Linked DNA regions of Homo sapiens: all the other regions are linked to region 3. A link is a contact called in ENCODE Hi-C or POLR2A ChIA-PET data. All regions are on one chromosome and are shown on one strand. The core of a region is the stretch at or near the end of the contact, and the rest is flanking DNA. Distances in the headings are between cores, read along the strand shown. Region 1 has its middle 230 kb from the start of TBX3. Region 2 overlaps LOC124903082 (a long non-coding RNA gene). Region 3 overlaps LOC124903081 (a long non-coding RNA gene).

The links. Hi-C counts contacts between places; a loop is a spot of excess contacts on that map. ChIA-PET counts read pairs that join two places held with the same protein, here RNA polymerase II (POLR2A). Pooled maps may share reads with other maps.
Region 1: a map of PC-3 shows a loop between it and region 3 (3-fold over the local background). The contact joins two enhancer-like sites. A Hi-C loop is called at or near these places in 4 of 168 maps with a recorded cell type or tissue (IMR-90, PC-3, heart right ventricle and 1 more) and 1 of 50 pooled maps. POLR2A ChIA-PET finds 5 or more read pairs at or near these places in 3 of 52 experiments (AG04450, BJ and PC-3).
Region 2: a map of mammary epithelial cell shows a loop between it and region 3 (4-fold over the local background). The contact joins two enhancer-like sites. A Hi-C loop is called at or near these places in 1 of 168 maps with a recorded cell type or tissue (mammary epithelial cell) and 2 of 50 pooled maps. POLR2A ChIA-PET finds 5 or more read pairs at or near these places in 2 of 52 experiments (A549 and AG04449).

The regions. Positions count from the first base shown.
Region 1 is chr12:114,912,795-114,916,075 of GRCh38, forward strand. No RefSeq gene overlaps it. Among named protein-coding and RNA genes, the nearest start is that of TBX3, 230 kb to the left of the region's middle. Within about 2 kb of position 1,416, at least 3 of the 41 ENCODE cell types and tissues checked have a DNase peak (open chromatin) inside an H3K27ac peak, as active enhancers do.
Region 2 is chr12:115,340,259-115,343,553 of GRCh38, forward strand. All of the region lies in intron 2 of LOC124903082 (a long non-coding RNA gene), which reads right to left. Among named protein-coding and RNA genes, the nearest start is that of LINC02463, 540 kb to the right of the region's middle. RefSeq lists an enhancer at 611-1,810. Within about 2 kb of position 1,338, at least 8 of the 41 ENCODE cell types and tissues checked have a DNase peak (open chromatin) inside an H3K27ac peak, as active enhancers do.
Region 3 is chr12:115,154,239-115,157,775 of GRCh38, forward strand. The region is part of intron 1 of LOC124903081 (a long non-coding RNA gene); the gene reads left to right. Among named protein-coding and RNA genes, the nearest start is that of TBX3, 470 kb to the left of the region's middle. Within about 2 kb of position 1,678, at least 4 of the 41 ENCODE cell types and tissues checked have a DNase peak (open chromatin) inside an H3K27ac peak, as active enhancers do.

The DNA of each region.
Region 1 (3,281 bases), core at 166-2,665, 240 kb before region 3:
CTACCATATGATCTAGCAATCCTACTACTGGATATACAAAGGAAATGGCATTCACGTGTCAAAGAGATATCTGTACTCTTATGCTTAATGCAGCATTATTTACAATAGCCAAGATATGGAATCAATCTAAACATCCAACAATGGATGAATAAATTAAAAATGGCATATATACATAATGGAATATTATTCAGCCATAAAAAATGAAATCTGGTCATTTGTGTCAACATGGAACATCACATTATTAAGTGAAATAAGCCAGACACAGAAAGACAAATACCATATGATCTCACATATATGTGCAATCTAAAAAATTTATGTCATAGAAGTAGAGAGTAGAACAGTGGATACCAGAGACTAGGAAGGGGCAGCAGGAATAGGGGAAGATGGGAGATATTGGTCAATGGGTACAAAATTGCAATAAGAGAGGAGAAACAAGTCCTGTCACTCTGTTGCACAGTGGGGTGACTATGGTTAGGAGTCAGGCATTGTATATTGTGAACTAGCCAGAAGAGAAGTTTTTGAGTATTCTCGCCACAAAGGAATGATAAATGCATGAGGTGATTTGATAATTATGCAACCTATAGGTATGTTAAAACATCAAATTGTAATGTATAAATATGTACAATTACAATGTAAAAAAATTTTAAAAACGTCTTTCATTTTCCTATAAAGATGATCTTCATCATGAATAAAAAAACGATCTTAATGTGAATGTGTATAGGTGATGCTGCAAAACTATGAATGTATCTAATAAGGGGTGCAGTCCTGGGGGTATATGACCATGTTGCCTTTCTAAAGTCTATGAAGTTCTGAATTCTGAAACCCATCTGGCCCTGGGGGTTCTGGATTAGAGATGTGGACCCACATCTCTTTTTATGGTTACTTCCTATTTATGGCAAACATTTAAATGTATATAGAGTAAGTCCATTTAAACCCCCCAAAATACATATATAATAATAAGAGGGTGCTCAGAGTTGGCTCACATTGTAGAGTGGTATAGAAATGACTGACGTTTGGGAAAGCTTGTCCTGAAGGATATTTTCCATCCTTTTAATGACCCCTCAACATTTTTTTTTCTTGTTTCTCACACTATTTTGTCATCACCAAGCCACCCCCTTACTACCTTCAAACCTGGAGCATCTTTGTATGTAATGGTGAATTAATGAACAATCCTGTCTCACCCATACAATGATAGGTGACTTCAAGAGCTGATTCGACATTCCTGACAATTTTAGAGACAACCTTTGAGGTCACTGAGGACTTGCATAGGAAGGGTTTTCCCTGGGGAACCTGGATGGGGGCCAGAGTCAGGGATCTCAGAGTTCTGGGTCCCAGGAACACTATCCATGGCTTCTAGGCCAGACTCATCAGAGTGCTGTGTTCTGAAAGGAGCTGGTTCAATCCTTTCAAAGGGCAATATCCCCAGCCCTAAGTAGTTCTTAAAACACCAAACAACATTAGCTCCCACAAATGAGGGAGGCTTAAACCTAAATCTGATTACAGCCGAGAGTGGCAAGGCGGCCAAGGTGCTATAAAGAAATTACGTTATTATGTCCAAGGGATGCCATTAAAACTCTGTTTACAAACCAAATGTGCCAGAGAGTGGGTCAGGGAAAGAATTATTAGCAACAAAGCTATTTGATCTCTTTTATGATCCAGTGAGTCATATCGCTCCATGATCTAGAAGGTGAATAATGAAAACCTCAAGCCTGTTGATTTATAAACAGGCCCAGAATTCTGTGTTCTTTAACCTCAGATGCCCTCTTAAGTGTGACTTACCCTAAATCAAATGGGACATCAGATACCACTGGGCTTCTCCCTCCTCCTGAGAGGTAATTGAAGAGGTGATTGGCGTACAGGGTGCATAAAATCCCTGTTCAAGATGATGGATAGCTTCGGGGGATGGGTCACCAGCCAGGACTTAGAGACACGGCTTTGTTTCTACATGCCTTGTATCTGCAGGGCTTGAGGCTCCGAAGCTGCTTTTGTTCAAGCTCCCGGATTCTCAGCTAACCAAGGAAAGGGAGGCTCGGGGGTCGATGTTAACACTTTGTCCTAATAGCCACGATTTTGCTCCCCTTTTCTCCCTCTGAGGAGGTTGTAAGGAGCAGGATCAATCTAGGTTTACATCGGAACTCCACCACTATGGAAAGCAACCTCAGGACAGTTGCTTCAGGCCTCTGAACCTCAGTTTCCACATCTGCAAAATGACACAGTCATGGTTGGAGCCCTTACTCTGTGCCCAGCACTAGGCTAAGGTGCTTTATATGTGGCACATGCCAGATTATTATTATTTTTTATTTTTAAAAATTTATTTATAAGACGAGGTCTTGCTACGTTGCCCAGGCAGGTCACGAACCCCTGTGTTCAAACAATCCTCTTGCCTAGGCCTCCCAAGGTGTTGGGATTACAAGTATGAGCCACCGAGCCTGGCTCCCAGATTATTTAAATCCTCACAATGATCAGACTAATCATTTATCTCCATCCTGCCATCTAACAGACACTCCTCTAAGAATTTTCTATCTATTTGTTTATTTCATCCTAACGGTAACTCTGTGAGGCAGTGCTGAGATCAGGGTCCTCCAGGAGCCGACCCTGAGACAGGATTTGAGTCTAAGTGGAGAATTTGAGAGGAGATCTCAAGAAGCATGTGCAAGGAAGTGGAGAGGTAAGATGGGAAAGGAAAGAAGTTCATCAAGTCTCAGCCCTCACCCCATGTCACCAGCATCCCTACTGTGGGCAACTCGGATGTGGTCCCTGTGGGAATCTGTAGGAAGGATGCACCCCAGGGCTGTCTCACCAAATGGCAAGGAAGTTGGGGTGATCAGGCCCCAACTCCAGTCAATCACAGTGCAGGGCTCCTCCAGGAGTCAATTTCTAGCAGGTCCCACATGCAGGCCAAATAAATCCCTCAGGCAAAGAATCGTAGGTACTCACGGTTACAGTCAGAAGCCATTGAATCGGCCTGCATGGGCATGGTGTAGGGAGAGTATGGGCCTAGCCCCATAACATCCACTACAGATCCACACTGAGGGGGACAAAACTGAGCCACGGAGATTTGAAGTGTCTTCCCTCAAATTTCCCAGCTGGCAAGTAGGAGGAGAGGGCCAGGTTCCATATCTACTGGTCATCTCACTTCAGGGTCCATAATGGAAGCTTGTGGGTGATGCTTCATAACCCTCCACAGAAGGTATTAATATTCTATTTTACACATGAAGAATCTGAAGTTCAGGGGTGCAAATTGACTTTGTCCTGTAGCAAATGAACAACTGAGCCAGGGC
Region 2 (3,295 bases), core at 88-2,587, 190 kb after region 3:
GGCTGCATAATATTCCACGGTGTATATGTGCCACATTTTCTTTATCCAGTCTATCATTAATAGGCATTTGGGTTGATTCCAAGTCTTTGCTATTGTGAACAGTGGCTCAATAAACATATGTGTGCATGTGTCTTTATAGTAGAATGATTTATAATTTGGGTATATAATACAAATAAATATAGCATATTCTTGCTAATGGTTATAGAGTATACCACTTTTGAAAGTATATGAATGAGTTGAATTAGTCACGAATAGATGGTCATTTTTGTAGCTTCCTATTTTTCACTATTGTAAACAGCATGACTCTAAATATGTGCTTGTACATATGCTTTTGTTTGTTTGTTTTAAGACAGGGTCTCACTCACTCTATCGTCCAGGTTGGAGTGCAGTGGTACAACCTTGGCTCACTGTAACCTCTGCCTCCTCGGTTCAAGTGATTCTCCTGCCTCAGCCTCCAGAATAGCTGACATTACAGGTGTATGCCACCACACCTGGATAATTTTTGTATTTTTAGTAAAGATGGGGTTTCACCATGTCGGCCAGGCTGGTCTCAAACCCCTGACCCCATGTGATACCCCCACTTCGGCCTCCCGAAGTGCTGGTATTACAGGCATGTGCCACCATACCCGGCCCATATGCTTCTTTGAATATGTGTAGTCTGAAAGGTGAATTGCTTTGGAGAGAAAATACTGGGATTCAACCTTCTGTCCACTTGGCAATTTTCTTCCATTCTTTTCCAGTCAGAGATTTCTATGCCTAGGAGGGTAATTGACACAGAATGACAGCTACTATTTTCACTGCTGCTTTTCCTTTTTACCTGCTTCTGGGGAGTAAGGGAGAGTTGAAAACTAAAATGGATGTACTCTCTTGCCAAAGTGGGAAGATTGTCATGAAGGCCAGCTCAAGCTTCAAGACAAAAGCTACTAATAGTGCTCTTGACATCATTCTTAGAGAGAAAGAAGATGCGCTTACTGATTGAAAAACTTGGCAGTTTTTAGCAACAAGGAAAGTTGGTGAATTTTCCCAGGTTAAGTGTGAAACATGACAGAGCTTGGGTGAGCTGCTCTGACTCCTTATTCATTGTTGCTATTTTCTTTTTTTTTTTTCTTTTTTCAAATTATACTTTAAGTTCTGGGATACACGTGCAGAACATGCAGGTTTGTTACATAGGTATACATGTGCCTTGGTGGTTTGCTGAACTCACATCTGAACCGGTCATCTACTCATTGTTGCTATTTTCTATGAAGCCCCAACCCCCTGTGATTTCAGTATAAACACCATACAGCCACCCACACCCCACCGGCTCCCTATGACTCAGTCACATGCTCATCCCCGAGTCATTAGAGAATGGAAATCATGAGCAAGATCTGGCTCACACCCAGGGAGTGACAAAGCATGTCCAGAAAATCAGGGATTCCCCTTCTGCCAAGGAGGCGCGAGTGGAGACAGCCAATTCTCCATGGTCAGGAGGGGGATGTTTCAAAGCTCCAGGCCTCTGAGGTTGGCAGAACTGCATGTTGTTTTGGGAAACTGTGCATTGCAGCAATTGTGAGAGAACAGAACTGTCTTCGAGGCAAGAGAAATAACAGAGCTGAAATAGACCATGCAATAATGGTGAACTGTAATCTCAGGTTTCATTGGTGCCATGATCTTAATTATAAATAGTATTTGAAACCCATTTTTCTCCCTCTTTAATGATAACAACTAAGTTTGTTAAGTAGTTACTCTGTTTTAGGCACTGTCCTAAGGGAATTAGAATACTATAAGTATTTTGGACAACAATTTGATCCTCAGGACAACCCTTTTGATAGGATTATTGTGATCTTCACTGAAAATTGAAGAAACTGAGTCTCAGAGGCTAGACAAGGACTTTGTTACACAGTTAAGAGAGTGTGAATCCCAGGCTTTGTGAAAGATTAAAATAAGCACAAAATAAATGCATGTTACAAATCATTACTGAAAAGGAGCAAATGCATTTAACCTCAAAGTTAGCTCGCAGTTTCTGAACGTCAAGAATCTGGAAGCAGCTTAACTGCATGGTTCTGCTTCAGAGTCTCTCATGACATGGCAGTCAAGTAGTCAGATGGGCTGTCGTCTCATTTGAAGGCTTGACTGGGGGAAATTCATTTCAATGCTTATTCATGTGGCTGTTGGCAGGAAGTCTCAGATTCTCACTATGTAGGTCTCTCTTCAGGGCTGCTCCCAAAATAGCTCCCCCCACCTGCCCCCCACCCCGCCCCCCACCATGATCAGTTGAAAGACAGAGAGGAGAGAAGAGAGCAGGGAGGAGGGAGAAGGGAGGAAGAAAAAAGGAGAGCAGGAAAGGGGGGGATGGGGGAGAGATAATATACCTGCAATTTCTTTTGTTATCTAATCTCAGAGGTGAAACACCATCACTTCCGCTGTATGCCATTGGTGAGACCAACCCTGGTATAATGTGGGAGGGAACTACACAAGGATAGGACTATTAGAAACTGGTTACCATAAGAATACATCTCTCCGCTAGAAAATCTTTGTGGTCTTCACGTGAAACAACACACCAAGGACCTAGTATCCTTTATTTTTTTCTCTCCATCCATCACTCCGACCAATGTCAAATATATACAATTGGAGGGAACATTTCTTGCCAAAGAATGAGGAGCTTCTATGTTGATTCTGCATGGGAATATCACCCGATAAACTTTGTTCCTGTCAACTCAGTCTCCTTAACAAATAGGCAGGTAGCATTGTCTTCCCTTTTACCACCTTGAATCAAGGATGCTGGTTATTCTAACTCCAATTCCATCTCGAAGGTTAATTCTCTACCTTGCTCTGCCCTCTTTGTGATGCACACAGACTATGAAACTCATGTTCCCTTACCCCGGCTTTCAGTTGGGTTTGACCAATGATAAACACCAGCAGAAGACTGAGGGTGGCAAGAGAGAGAGCTTGGGTATCAATGCCTCTACTCCCTCTCTGCTTCTGTATTATATATCTGAAAGGGTTTGTGGCTCCCCATGTCTACATCACTCACTGGGTGACCTCACCTCCATGGCTCCAGCTTTCACTGGACTCCAAGGGTCCTTTTCCTCCCACTGCCCCTTGTGTTCCAGGGTTGGTGACAACTTCCTGCTGTTAGAAGTCCCTGATGGTGCTTCATCATCCATTTCTGGTTCTCCTAACTCAGCTCACAATTCTGTAAATAGCCCTTATGGAAATGTCTCTCAGTTAAACAGCTGAACGAATTTTTTTTTTTTCTGCTGGGATCCTGGCTCCATAGACAATGAAATGGGCTCTGACTCCCACACCTTTGTTT
Region 3 (3,537 bases), core at 428-2,927:
CACCTTAGAGCTCAGGGCCTGCGAGCCTGCCTGTGGGCCTGTTCTTTGGGCAGTATTTAGTGAGGCTGACTTGTCTCTGCTTCATATATTGTCTGGAATCTCCATGGAGGGGTCTGCCTTGGTGAGGAGTGGCTAGGCCAGCTGGGTGCCAGGTGGTCGTGTCCTCTCAATTGTTCCCTGGGTGGTCTCTCTAGCATGGCAGTTCCAGGGTGGTCAGACTTCATACATAGTGGTGTCCTGCCTCAAAGTGAGTGTTCCAAAGTCTGAGAAGAAACTCGAGGCTTCTTTTGATTAAGTGTCAGAAGTCAACATCCCTTTTACCACATTTTATCAGTCAAACAAATCAATAGGGCCAGCATAGTCTCCAGTATAGAGGTATGAGAACTCACTTCTCTCCATAAAGGTAGAAGAATCTGTAGCCATTTACATTATTCATTGAAGGGAGCAGTGTGGGTTGTTGTGTGCTACAAATTAAAAGGAAAATTTGGGGATTTTAAGCCTACTTTTAAACTTTATTTTTTTCTTTCCTACTTTTATTTTAGGCTCAAGGGTTATATGTGCAGGTTTGTTATATGGGTAAACTGTGTGTTACAGGGGTTTGGTGTACAGATAATCTTGTCACCCAGGTAATGAGCAGAGTATCTGATAGGAAGTTTTTCAATCCTCACCCTCCATTCTCAAGTAAGCCCTGATGCCTATTGTTTCCTTCTTTGTGTCCATGTGTATTTGATATTTAACTTCGTCTTATAAGAGAGAACAGGAAGTATTTGCCTTTCTGTGCCTACATTAATTCGCTTAGGATTATGGCCTCCAGCTCCATCTATGTTGCTGCAAAAGACATGATTTCATTCTTTATTATGGCTGCATAGTATTCCATGGTGTACATGTACCACATTTGCTTTATCCAGTGAACCATTGATGGTAAGCTTACTTTTGAACCCAATTCAAATTACTTTTATCAACAACAACAACAACAAAAAGATAATGGTGACTTATTGTCTCATGTAACTGAATAATACTCCTCTGAAGTGTTATTTGATCTAAGACTCATGGATTGACTAGGCTGCCTTTCTCTTCAACTCTCAGGCACACTCCATCCACATGACAGGCATGGTGGCCAGTGGAGAACCACAGTTCACATTCTCCAGCTGAAAGCCACCATCTTTCCTATAGAAAAGTCCTGGGAAAGTCTGAACAATTTGCTTTCAGTTAAGTGTCCACTAGTGTGATGGAGGTGTGAAGGGATTGTTGATCCCAGTCAAGTCACATGAAGTGGGTTGCCAGCAGAGAAGGTGGGCTCTGAGACCATCACAGGAAGGGAAATAAGGAAACTGTGATAAAGACAAAACCAGTGTGGCCACAGTCTACCATAAACATCTCACACTCTGCTATTCTACACTGAATTCTGATGCTAACCACCAGCTGGTGTTAGCACCAAGTCCACAAGTGAAGGACACACTCCCCAGTAAGACTATACTCACTTCCGATGCTAGCCACAAGCTTGAGGGTGTCCAGGCCACTCACACTTCTGACCAACTGGCTGAAAATTCAAGAGTGCATGACTCTTGAAAGGGGCTGGATAATTTGCTAGAATGACTCAGAGAATACAGGAAATAACTATACCTAGAGTTATAGTTTTATTACAAAGGATACAAAATCAGGACTAGCCAAAAGGAGAGACACATAAGGCTGAGGTCTGGGAAGGTCCCGAACACAAAGCTTCCGTGCCTCTCCCCACGGAATCGGAGTACATCACCCTCTTGACACATCAGTGTTTTTGGTCATCAGGAAGCTCCATTAGTTTTGGTGTCTAGATTTTTTATTGGGGTTACATTGCATAGCAATGATGGATTGAATCATGGACCACATGGTCAAACCTGGTCTTCATCAGCCACCCCTCCCAGTGGTTAGGCTGTCTCGAAGCCTCAAATGTCTAACTGTGTGATTAGTGTTTCTGGTTGACCAGCCCCCATCCTGAGTCACCTCATCTCTTACCATAAACTCAGGTATGGTCTGAGAGGCTCATGAGTAACAAAGACTCCTATTGCTCAGGAAATTCCAAAGATTTAGGGTTTCCCATTTAGAAACCAGAGACAAAGCCCAGCCAAATTCCTTCCTTTTTTTTTTTTTTTTTTTTTTTGAGATGTAGAGACAAGGTCTTGCTCTGTCATCCAGGCTGGAGTGCGATGGTACAATCATAGCTCATTGCAGCCTTGGACTCCTAGGCTCAAGCAATCCTCCTGCCCCAGCCTTCTGAGTACAGGCATGCACCACAATGCCTGGGAAATTTTTTTTTTTTTTTTTGTAGAGACAGAATCTCATTATGTTGCTCAGGCTGGTCTTTAACTTCTGGCCTGAAGCAATCCTCCTAACTTGGCCTCCCAAAGCACTGGGATTACAGGCACAAGCCACCACAGAGCCAGCCTCTCACACTCTTTACTATGCCACACAGGCATTGCTTCATGTGAAATATAAAATTCCCTTAATAAAGCATCATCACACCCACTTAGAAATGAAGACATTGTGGGTATTCTGAGATAATACAAGAATTGAGCCCTTGTTTTCTTGAACCCATGTTTTTATTTAATTTTCTTTTCTTACTATACCCCAATACTTACCTCTAATGAGAAAGCTACTTTGTTGCAAATAACTGCCTCAGTCACCTCCATCTCTAACTGGCAAGTCCCAATTATTCTACACTAAAGGAATTATCAATTTTAGTGAGGGAATTCCACTCCTTTTGTCTTGTGGAAGATTCTAGGAGTTAAAAGTTCTGAGTTGCAGTCCCAGGTCTGCACATTAGGTCAGTTGGATGCATCCCCTTACCTCTGGACTCAGTTTCTTCATCTGAAAAACAGCTAGCCTAGACTGACTGCCACAGAGGATCTTGTGAGCTCTGAAAGTTTCAGAACTCACTGCCGCTCAGCTTTGCAATGTGGAAATATCACTTGCCATTGGGATGGCCTGGGAAAATTAAGAATACTTTCCAACAGAGGAAATCTACACCCAGAAATTCCCTCTTTTATTTGTCCATTCACAAATATATTTTCAATACCTGTATGTGCCAGGCACCACATGAGATGCTGGAGATGTAGCAAAAGAAAGGCATATTTAGAGCCTATCTTTATGAATTTAAAGAATAATGAAATCAGACATTAATCCAATCATTCAAACATGATAGAGGAAGTAGGGTGTATGGGGCATAAGATAGGGAGAACTAGGCTGGGCGCGGAGGCTTACGCCTATAATCCCAGCACTTTGGGAGGCCGAGGAGGCAGATCACGAGGTCAGGAGATCGGGACCATCCTGGCTAACATGGTGAAACCCCGTCTCTACTAAAAATACAAAAAAGTAGCCGGGCATGTTGGCACGTGCCTGTGGTCCCAGCTACTTGGGAGGCTGAGGCAGGAGAATCGCTTGAACCCAGGAGACGGAGGTTGCAGTGAGCCGAGATCATGCCACTGCACTCCAGCCTGGGATATGTAGCAAGACTCCATCTAAAAAAAAAAAAAAAAAAAAAAAAAAAAAAAAAGATAG